Linked DNA regions of Homo sapiens: region 2 is linked to region 1. A link is an interaction called in ENCODE POLR2A ChIA-PET data of the cell type or tissue named here. Cell type or tissue: endothelial cell of umbilical vein. All regions are shown on one strand.

What was found. ChIA-PET counts read pairs that join two places held together with the same protein. Peaks named below come from ENCODE experiments on the same cell type or tissue, not always from the same donor. Only the 100,000 strongest peaks of a DNase experiment are listed, where the experiment ranks them.
Region 2: POLR2A ChIA-PET joins it to region 1 with 7 read pairs; 3 of 35 experiments call an interaction of 5 or more read pairs at or near these places.

The regions. Positions count from the first base shown.
Region 1 is chr2:176,130,560-176,135,559 of GRCh38, reverse strand. HOXD8 (homeobox D8) reads right to left here. Exons shown (of 2, transcript NM_019558.4): 1 at 4,617-5,000; 2 at 2,865-4,243. The coding sequence ends at 3,948. It overlaps HOXD-AS2 (HOXD cluster antisense RNA 2), which reads left to right. Exons shown (of 3, transcript NR_038435.1): 2 at 138-241; 3 at 610-719. Among named protein-coding and RNA genes, the nearest start is that of HOXD8, 3.4 kb to the right of the region's middle. In endothelial cell of umbilical vein, no CTCF peak of the experiment used is centred here; DNase peaks (open chromatin) are centred at 289, 2,969, 3,829, 4,679 and 1 weaker place; H3K4me3 peaks cover 2,056 bases; H3K27ac peaks cover 2,910 bases.
Region 2 is chr2:176,600,420-176,605,419 of GRCh38, reverse strand. MIR1246 (microRNA 1246) reads left to right here and starts at 4,368; the gene lies at 4,368-4,440. In endothelial cell of umbilical vein, no CTCF peak of the experiment used is centred here; no DNase peak of the experiment used is centred here.

The DNA of each region.
Region 1 (5,000 bases):
AATTGAAAAATTTGTTCAACGCAATACTGAAAAGACATTTGTTCAGGAAAAGAGTGACTTCCTCAGATCAGCCTAGAAAAAAGAATAATTCCTTTTCCTCAAAGGCCGGTGTCACATTCCCTTTATATTTTTCACAGGAACTGCTCTGGTGAACTCCCCCTGAAAGTAAATGTCCTTGGCTGGCCTCCAGCATTCCCCTCATGGGCATAGCCATGCAGCCTTCAGAACCTTCCTGAAAGAGGTAACACCACCCCCCATCCTTTTAAAGACAGTGTCTTTACACTTCCAGTACTATGTTACAAATGTTTGCATCAGATACCTGTGTATAAGTTCTCTGCTATTAACATCTGCACACCCAGTAAGTGCCTAAGTGGATGTGGACTGAAGCAGGAAGCAGCACAGCACCCTCTGGAGCAGGCCATTTGTTATCCCTTGAAAAAGTTCTGATGACCTTGGATGTTTTTGATTAAAGGACTTTTGCTGCCATCTGTCAGCAAAAGTCATATTCTTTCTAGAAAAAAGCCAATGGGCCCTAACTTTGCTGGAGGGAACCGCAGCAGCAGCCAGGGCCCATTAAAATGTTCTCTCTCCTCCCATGTCCATCCCTAGATGCCCAAGGATTCAGCAAACACGGGGGAAGCAGAGGACACAAGAAGCTTGGATGTGAAATAGCACTTCCTTCTGTGTTACAGAATAAAACAATATTTTAAATTACACAAGCAGATGGGGCAAGTTTTTGGGCCCTCAGAAGCCCAGAAGACTTCACACTAGTATACTGGTATATACATGTGGAATTGAGCAAATAACTTGTTTAATTCCAAAATTTTCTGAGAAATAATCTCAATAGTCAATTTGCCTCATTATCCTCTCCCCATCTTACCCAAATAAAAGCAGAGCTTTATGACCCTCCCTTTCAACTTGGGGAATGAGGGCCGCAAAGACACTTTGCACTGAAAAGCAGCCATATTTGCATTTTTCTCCCCTTGTGCAGAGGTAAGCGATATATTGGGCTTTGTGGAACCTCACAAAATGGCATCCTTGAACTGACTTCTCTGAAAACCACTGAGACCCACATTCTCTTTTGTGTGTTTCTGGTCATTGCAAATGGAGAGCCTAAATCACTCAGAAGGCTTGGTTCTTTCATTCAGTGTTAACATTGGAGAGAACCATTTTTCTCTAAACGGTTTACAGACCTCACTAGGCAGACTGGTGCAGTTCAGGGCTGAAAAGTGCTGCCTGGGATGGCAAAGCATTCTCTGAAGGTTTATGCAAATTTCTGCAGCAAAAAAGTGTTCGCTTGTTGCCTCAATGCTTGGATGTTGACACATTTGAGCCCATTAGAAGGGCATCTTGTGCGCAAGTCACTGCCAGTCTGTCTGCATGAAACACCATGATGGGGGGTGGGGATGTCTAGTCAGTGTAAGAAAGAAGGTGGCGAGTGTGTGTGATGTGTAATTCCCCCAGGTCTTTATTTGAACACAAATCTATGCTCTTTCCCAGCTACAAAAGGAAACATTTACCTACATGAATAATCAACACTCTGGGCGTGTGTGTAAGCTATGTATACATACAAATTCATAATCTAATATATACCAGCTATTGCAACAGTCTGTCTGTACATGAGGTATGAATTTACCATGGTTTAGGCGGCCAGTGGGGCCAGAAGTTACACTTTGAGACCAGCACAGAATGCTGAAGAAATGACAATTTTATCTCCTCTTCCTTCCTTGATTTCCGTACCCACCCATACACAGGGCTCCCACCTGACAGTCTTGCCAACATTATTTCAGGGTTCTAAAAGTATCTGGTGAGCATCCTTGAGCAGGAGACAGCCAGTTTTGCTAATATATAAAGAAGTCCTGAGTCCCTTAAATCCAGGGCAGCTGGATTTCAGCCAGCACTGGTCTTTGGATGGTTTACACTGGAGGCTGTTCCCCAGCCTCTTGGCCCTTGGCATCCTTACTCTGTACCAGCTGACAGCAGAGTCTTAAGCAGTGCACAGAGCAAAACATTCTCAAATCCAGCATAGGCATTTGCAGCTGTCTCTTGGAGTGCAAATGTTTAAGTTCTGGGCCACCTGTGATTTAAAATTATCTTTCCTGGCTCAGGTCAGAGAATGTCACAGCCATCACTTCTTCCCAGCATGGAAAGCCAGGTGGTGCTTTCCTTCTGACCTGGCCAGTGGCAACATTTCTGTGTCCATGAAGCCACAGGCAAACAGCCTGATAAAACCCGATGAGGTGACCCTGGCGCAAAACTATAGGATTCCATTTTTCTTATCTATGTAATAAAAGCAACTCTGGAAATAAAAATTTACCCCTTTGAAAATAAACATGGTTAGAGAAAGCAGAGAGCTCTTCGATGACTACCTAACAAAGGTGCTTTCCCTTTTTCGGGAATGTTACTTTACTTGAATTTCTCCTCTTTTCTCCCGCTCCTCTTCCCCCCACTTTCCCCTGTAAAATGGCAGCTGCAGGAGCAGCCTCCAATGGAAAATGGATATCTTGTTAATAACAGATGCCAAACCCCAGCATCAACGCCGGCTCAGTGCAATAAGCTGTGGTGTAACATGGACTTTGCGTTGTCCCCCACTGGGCCTACAACTTGAGTCCTTTAAGAGGATCAAAGCTCTCAGAGCATCTTAGCAAGATTATTTAGAGCAAGATAGACTAGCCAGTCCTCTCTGAAAAAGAAGGGGCCCCTGCGGCCTTTTTTTTTTTTTTTTTAAACAGCGCGGAATGTGTGTAACCCCACCCCTTTCTTATTAAACAGAAGCCTTGAGCGAGTCCTTTCCTTCGTGCGAGCCCAGGCGATTGTTAGTGATTCATGGAAAAGGGGTATTTGCGGCGCTCAAAGACACTAGCTCCAGAAAGAGATTCATTTATTTACTAAGGAGCTAGCGACATTCCGGAGTTGTTTACACTCAGGTTTTTCTGCGTTTCCTCTCAGGGCTTGTTTCAAATAGGTGAGGCTATCGCTTTCCTGAAGAACAGCGGAGGACGTACCAACCGACGTCTGAGATGCACACAGCAAGCTGGTTTAAAACCAGCGGCGAACAGAACAAAGGCAATACAAATAAATATGACACCTACTGAAAATAACGGAACACAGCGGCAGCCACCGCATAAAGAACTAGCGATTTCAGGCGATTACAAGGGCGGTTCAAAACGAAAGCAAGTTAAAAAATGAGACGCATTTTACAAGGCGATTTGCCAGAGTTGCCAGATTATTTAATTTGTATGGACTATAGAAAAATAATTGTCAACTTGGACATTGTCTTTAAATTCTTGTCACTGGCCCAATCTTTTTCTTAAGTTTAAGGAAGCTGCAGAGCTGGACTACAAGTTACATTCTTCAGCTAATACGTGCTTTTCTAATATTTTCCCCGAGATATTACATTTAGAAAATACGCAAAGAAACCTTTTAGGAGTAAACAAAACGCACCCGAACTATTCATTATAAAGGAAAGAATAAAAAATCCATAAATAATACATTGTAATCAAATAATATAAAGTATTCTGCAGACATAATTTTTTTTAATTAATAAACTCCTTTTAATTTACTCACCACAAATATTAAAATGTTCAAGTGCACTTGTTTAATTAATAAAGCATTTTATATGCAATTATTAAGTGCTAATCATTAGGAAGTTTACGTTGTTGAGGCAAATCACTAGCTCAGACATTAAAAACCATTATAAAAATATAGCTACAAGGTCAGTATCAAATTACCCTTCCATAGGACAGCTCAAGGACAGCTTCTATGTGATACTAGAAACTTTTTTAAACACCCAAATCCCTCTCAAAGCACAGAAAACCTCAAGAGCAGTGACATGAAGGTAGCTTGAAACACAGGTAAGGTCCTTTCCAACAAAGAAAATAGGTGGTGTCCACAGCATATGGTGATTATTAGTTTTAATAGTCTGTGGTAAATTTTAAAGGTAGAAGTTAATTTGTCAGGCCTTCGGCTCTGTCTTCCTCCAGCTCTTGGGCTTCCTTTTTCGTTTCCCCGTCCTTCACCTCCTGCCGGGAAACGGGAAATTTGTCCTTGTTGTTTTCCTTTTTCCATTTCATTCTCCTGTTCTGGAACCAGATTTTTACCTGTCTCTCGGTGAGGGCTAGGGCGTGGGAAACCTCGATTCTTCTTTTCCTGGTCAGATAGGGGTTAAAAAGAAATTCCTTTTCCAACTCTAGAGTTTGGAAGCGACTGTAGGTTTGTCTTCCTCTTCGTCTACCAGGAGCTGCTGATTAAAACAAAAAAAAAGGGGGGGGGAATAAAAGTTTTAAAAATGTTATGGTACCTCTGCATGTTGCTGGAGGTTTGTGGAACGGGGGTCTACGGGGTGAAATATACACAGAGCTCTTTAGCTCCGATATATATATATAGGGTGTGCAGGCAAGAGGAGCAGAGAGGTCTTCACAATTATTCTGTCCCCATCATCTTTACATGGTTCCTACTTTTTTAAAAAAAGTCTGTATTACTTTATGAATAAGAGCCACTGTGGCTACACAAGAAGGAAAAGGAGGGGGAGAGGGAACGGGAGTTTTAAAGCCAGAACGTGAGATGAAAGCAGATTTCTCCCCCTCTCCCTTCTTAAAAAAAAAATGCATCCCAACCTTGTGGTCTCATCCACGGAAACATTTGAGAAGGAGACGAGCTCTGATTTAAGTGGTCTGGGTCCTCGCCAATATTACCACTGGACGATTTACAGTCAGGATATTGTACCAGCTCGGCCTCTTGCTGGGTCGTAAAAATCGGCTGTCTCTGTAAGTTATCGTATCCGTAAAACTTCGCGGGCTCCCCGTGACAGGCAATCCCGCCGCAGGGGGGAGGTGGCGGCGGAGGCGGAGGATGCGGAGGAGGAGGGGGGGCGGCCTGGTAGGCAGCGGCCGGGCTGCCCCCGCCGGGGTGGAAGTACTCCTGGCCCCGGCCTTCCCTACCGCCGCACCCAGTCCCGGAGGGCGGCGGGGACGGGTGCGGGTGCGCGTGCGCCTGCGGGG
Region 2 (5,000 bases), 470 kb before region 1:
GTGTGAGTGTGAGTGAAATTTTCTGAGAAGGGCTCATACCTTTCAACATATTGTCAAAAGGCCCCTCATACAATAAAACTAAAAGAGAATCAAGTCCTACACTAGGTTGTATAGTAATGTGTACAAAGAACTTTTGAACTTCACAGAAGAAACGCTCCCAAAATTACTGCAATACTTCTCCTCTAACTAGCTATCATTCTCTGCTTATTTATCTGGTATCTACACCCAAGTACAGCCCCTCTGAGATAAGAGATGTAGGCTAGGAGGAAGAAGACCTCTGTCCTGGTCTGCCCTCTGTAACCACGAGACCCTGTCCAACTCATCTAAGCCTTGGTTTTCTCACTGGTAAAATGGGCCAAGGGAGTAGGTTGGCAGAATATAAAGTAAGGATTAGGAAAATCAGATGAGAAGACATATGAAAGTGCTTTGTGAACTCTACGGCCCGTACCAGATGTAAAAGGTATTGTGTGGTTGAATGGACTCATTTTCCAGGTAGGGAGCTAGGGTAGAGCTCCCTAGCTAGTCTATGGACCCATCATCTGGGAGCTGGTTAGAAATTCAGAAACTCAGCAACCCACCACCTCACCTTCTGAATCAGAATCTGCTTTTTTATTTTTATTTTTTTATTTTTTGTTTTTTCAAGACAGAGTCTTGCTCTGTTGCTCAGGCTAGAGTGCAATGGTCTGATCTCGGCTCACTGTAGCCTCTGCCTCATGAGTTCAAGCAATTCTCATGCCTCAGCCACCCAAGTAGCTTGGTTTACAAGTATGTGCCACCATGCACAGCTAATTTTTGTATTTTTAGTAGAGACGGGGTTTTGCCATGTTGCCCAGGCTGGTCTTGAACTCCTGGCCTCAAGTGATCCACCCACCTCGGCCTCCCAAAGTGCTAGGATTACAGGTGTGAGCCACCACACCTGGCCCAGAATCTGCATTTTAACAAGACCTCTGGGTGATTCTTGTCCAAGTTAAAATTTGAGAAACCAGAGTAGAAGACAATTGGGATTCTTTTCAACTTGGAACTTCTGATTTAATGACTACAATTTTTAAATTTATTCTCTCCCATCTCTCCAAGTTGCTATTGTATCCTCCTTTTTTCTAGTCATTATGGCCTAATTCAACATTGTTTCCACACAGTGTTCCACAAACATTGACTTAATACTGCTGAGAATGAGCTGAATGTAACCTTATATCACCCTTATCATCCTTTTTAAAACAACTGACTTCTTAAAAATTACAAATGCCCATATTGTCCACATCCTCCTCTCAAAGGAAATCTGCTACTAAAATTAAAAAAAATAATAATAATTTTAACTGGGCTTTTCTAGTTAGTCATTAGGTGCCTGGAAAACAAAGTCTTAAAAAAGAATCCTGGGCAGATGAAGACGTTCAAATGATACTGATAATAAATACACCTCTTAACGTTTGCTAACTGCTCTAATCCCTGCTATTTTGACATTGGTGCAAAGGAATTACCACCTGAAGACATGGGGCAGGTCAGTTGGCATCTACAGAGACTCAGTTCTTCTCAAGTTAGGGCCCTTTGCATCACTTATGGCCACCAAGAGGGATTAATCAACACCCTCCCCCACCCTCCCAAAAAAGACACACACACAAGTTTGTGAGCCAAGTGATTTGGTCCCATTACAATGTTGCTCTTAAGCTCTGTGCTCAGCCTGCCTGCAGCCTTCAAAAGTGCAAAGTTCCCACGCACATGAAAGGATGATTTTCCAGGCATTCCTGGATGGCCTTAAGATATTTGTTGTTTGCATGTTGGTCTTGTTTTTGTTTGTTTTTACTTAGGCTTTTTACAACTGGGTACTACACTGCAGCATCCTTGAAGAAAAAAGCCTGCTAGAACAGGTAATGGTAATAATGCTAATAATACCTTGGGTGTATACAGTACCTTTCTTTCTAAATGCTTGATATGTCTTTACATTGATTATCTCTTTTATCTTCATGACACCCCTTAGAATTGTTCCAAGGCAGATAACTCATGGGCTAAGATCTGGCCTCTTGAGCTTCCAGTACAATGTCTAAAGTAGAAAGCTTAAGAGACATTGGCCGAGTCATAGCCACTTGCAAAATCTTGCATCTTCTGGACTAAGAGATCATTTGTCTAATTGTTTTCATTGCTTTTGAGTTCTTTCCAAAGTTAATTCCCAACCTTAATTAGTTCTAGTTATGAGATCTCCAAGACTATATTCTTTGTAAACATATGCTACTTTATTAGTTAAGTCTAAATATTTATGAAATCTTTCAGTCTAGTAGTTTGGCTTCTCTGATAATTGTGGTCTTTATCTCTTTATAAAATGAGATACTGAAAGAGACACATTCAGCCTTGGTGCCTAGACCTGGCAGAAAGCAGAAAATGGTCTATTTTCCCTTATTTGTCTTCATTTTATTTTTAATCTGAGTCCATGTTGGCAGAGGAGGTTGGAACAGAATAAAACAGACAAATGACTGAGTGAATAGAAGGTAGGTGTATCAAAGATGAAGAAGGGGCCAAATTTGTAAGCATAAGTAAGGACCACATAACATTCTTCAACACTGATGGCTTTGTTGTATCCAAAAGTTTTTTTAAACTCTTTTCAAGGTAGCCCCAAATGACCTGTGCCTGCCCATGTATCTCCAGGGTGCTTTGGCTCTGCCTACAGACTACCTCACTCAACTAAGAACCTGAGTGGTTTGTCTGAACCTGAAACTATTGCCTCACAGATGTGTACAGAAGACCCACGGGTATGTTCACATCAGTAAAAAAAATGGGTCCATAGCTTAACTGCTGTGCTTCTTAGCTAAGGTCTTTGGATAAACTCCAAAGCAATAAATCATCACATATGCCAGGAAAGAAATTTTTTTGGAGTTGGAGTTATTATATGGCCCTAATATATACTACCACATAAGAATAACAATAATAATAATGGATACCCTACAACTTTTCCACTTACAATACACATGTCAGTAGTGATGTCTTGGAATGACCTATTATGTCATATGGGACAGCAGTGTTCTTTCTCAGAAATGTCAATGGAGATAAACAGATCAACTGAGGGTTAGCAGTGACAGGACATACAATTGTAGCAGAGCACGTTATTAGATGGGTGGACAGCATGTGAAGTCATAGAAAGTTAAGAAGTAGCGAAAACTATGAATAAGGATAAGGAAGTAGAGAAAATATATAAAGTGGTTTTAAACTTGAATGCCTTCATCTGAAAAAAAGTAAATGTACGGATTTGCAACTAAGTGGCAAAAATTAATACATGCCTTGCCAAAAACATTCAAATTCAAAATTTGATCTAAATATTAAGCTGGCCAAATAAAGCACAACTTCAGGCTGTATTTGGCTTCTTGGCCACCATTTTCTGAATCTTGGAAGAGATGGAAGAAAGAAGCTGGTCAGTGTCGAGAGAGCAGTGGCCACAGCAAGAGGACAGCAACGTCACAGAGAACAGACACAATGGGAGCAAGAACATGTCACCTGAAAAGGAGAGAGAGAGGTGGCCAGAGGAGACCTAGAGTGTTCTCTATCCCCTGGGACTTTGCTTTCTTCTTCCAATTCCAGTCCACGTGTGATCTTGCAATAAAGGTGTTTCTTTTAAAGGAGTCTGGATAAGAGTCACTTTTTCAGAGTCATCACCTACATGCCTTTGCTGATTTTCATAAAAACCCTACAGAGTAGAGGGCTGGAAATTGGGGTCCTGGGGCCTTGTCTAGTGCTGCTTTCAACACAACCCTAAGAATTATGTTCAGTGTAGCGTGACTGAGAAGCACACATAAATGTTTCCTCCTAATGCATTGCATTTCAAACCTATTTGATTCACAATGGCCATGCGGTCATTTCTTTTAAAATCCTTGGAGAAAAGTTGCTCCACAAAGAGGAATTAATGGTGGTCTTACCAGTGCTGGGAGAGTTATCTTCTCAAACTCATCCAATTCTGTCTGCAGAAAACCACACAGAGGATCTGAACACCTAAATATGTCATCACATGAAGAATATGAAGTAACTATGTAAAATAATACAGCCATACATTAGCCTAAATAGTGCTAATAAATTGTTAGGCTTAGCAGGAAATGGAAAATCACTAATGGAATAATGAAGAGTTTGTTTATTCCTGGAGCAGATGGCCATCATTCGTCATGTTCCCAGTTCCCCTGCTAAGAGCAGTAGCTAACAGGCTTGCTTGAGGTGATGAAGCAAGCCCAGGAAACCACTGCTTTCTAATTGCTAAAGGAAGTACAATTGTCACTCTAGGACCGAGAGAATTAACAGGGAGAATAATCCACATCAAGGGAACTTAGTAATGTGAACCATCAATGAAGTAGGACTGGGCAGAGATAAGAGACATTGCATTTGGAGGCGGTCAGATTTGTATCCTTGAATGGATTTTTGGAGCAGGAGTGGACACCTGACCCAAAGGAAATCAATCCATAGGCTAGCAATCAACCTATTTTTTGTTTTTGTAGCATTTGATCGTTATCGAGTTTTGCTGAATCCTACTTCTCTCTTTGTAAAACGGAAAAATAACAATACCTAACTCAAAGGGCTATTGCAAACACTGAATGAGATACAGCAAATGATGTGCCAGGCATGGTACCTATGACATGGGACATAGTAATGGTTAATTATTGCTATTGTTTAGCTAAAGCAGCAGTCAAATAGCCCTGAAACCAAGGTTCTATGTTTTTAAGGCCAAACTAGGAGGGTAAACTTTTGTAAACTTCTATTCACTATCAGAGTCAAAAAGAAGTACAGGTGGGTGGATCATAGTACCAGCTACAATTCACTTATTCATTCATTCGAAAACAAAATTTACTCTTGAATTAAAGTAGAGAAGAAAACTGATTGCTGCCAGAAATGATCAAAACCTGCTTTGTAGGATGTTACTTTACTTTGTAACAAAAATTAGAGAAATTAAATAATTTTTCTTTTTTGTTATGAAGAAGAAATATCAAAGTTACATGTTGGTGATATAAGGCAAGGTACACACCACACCCCAGTGA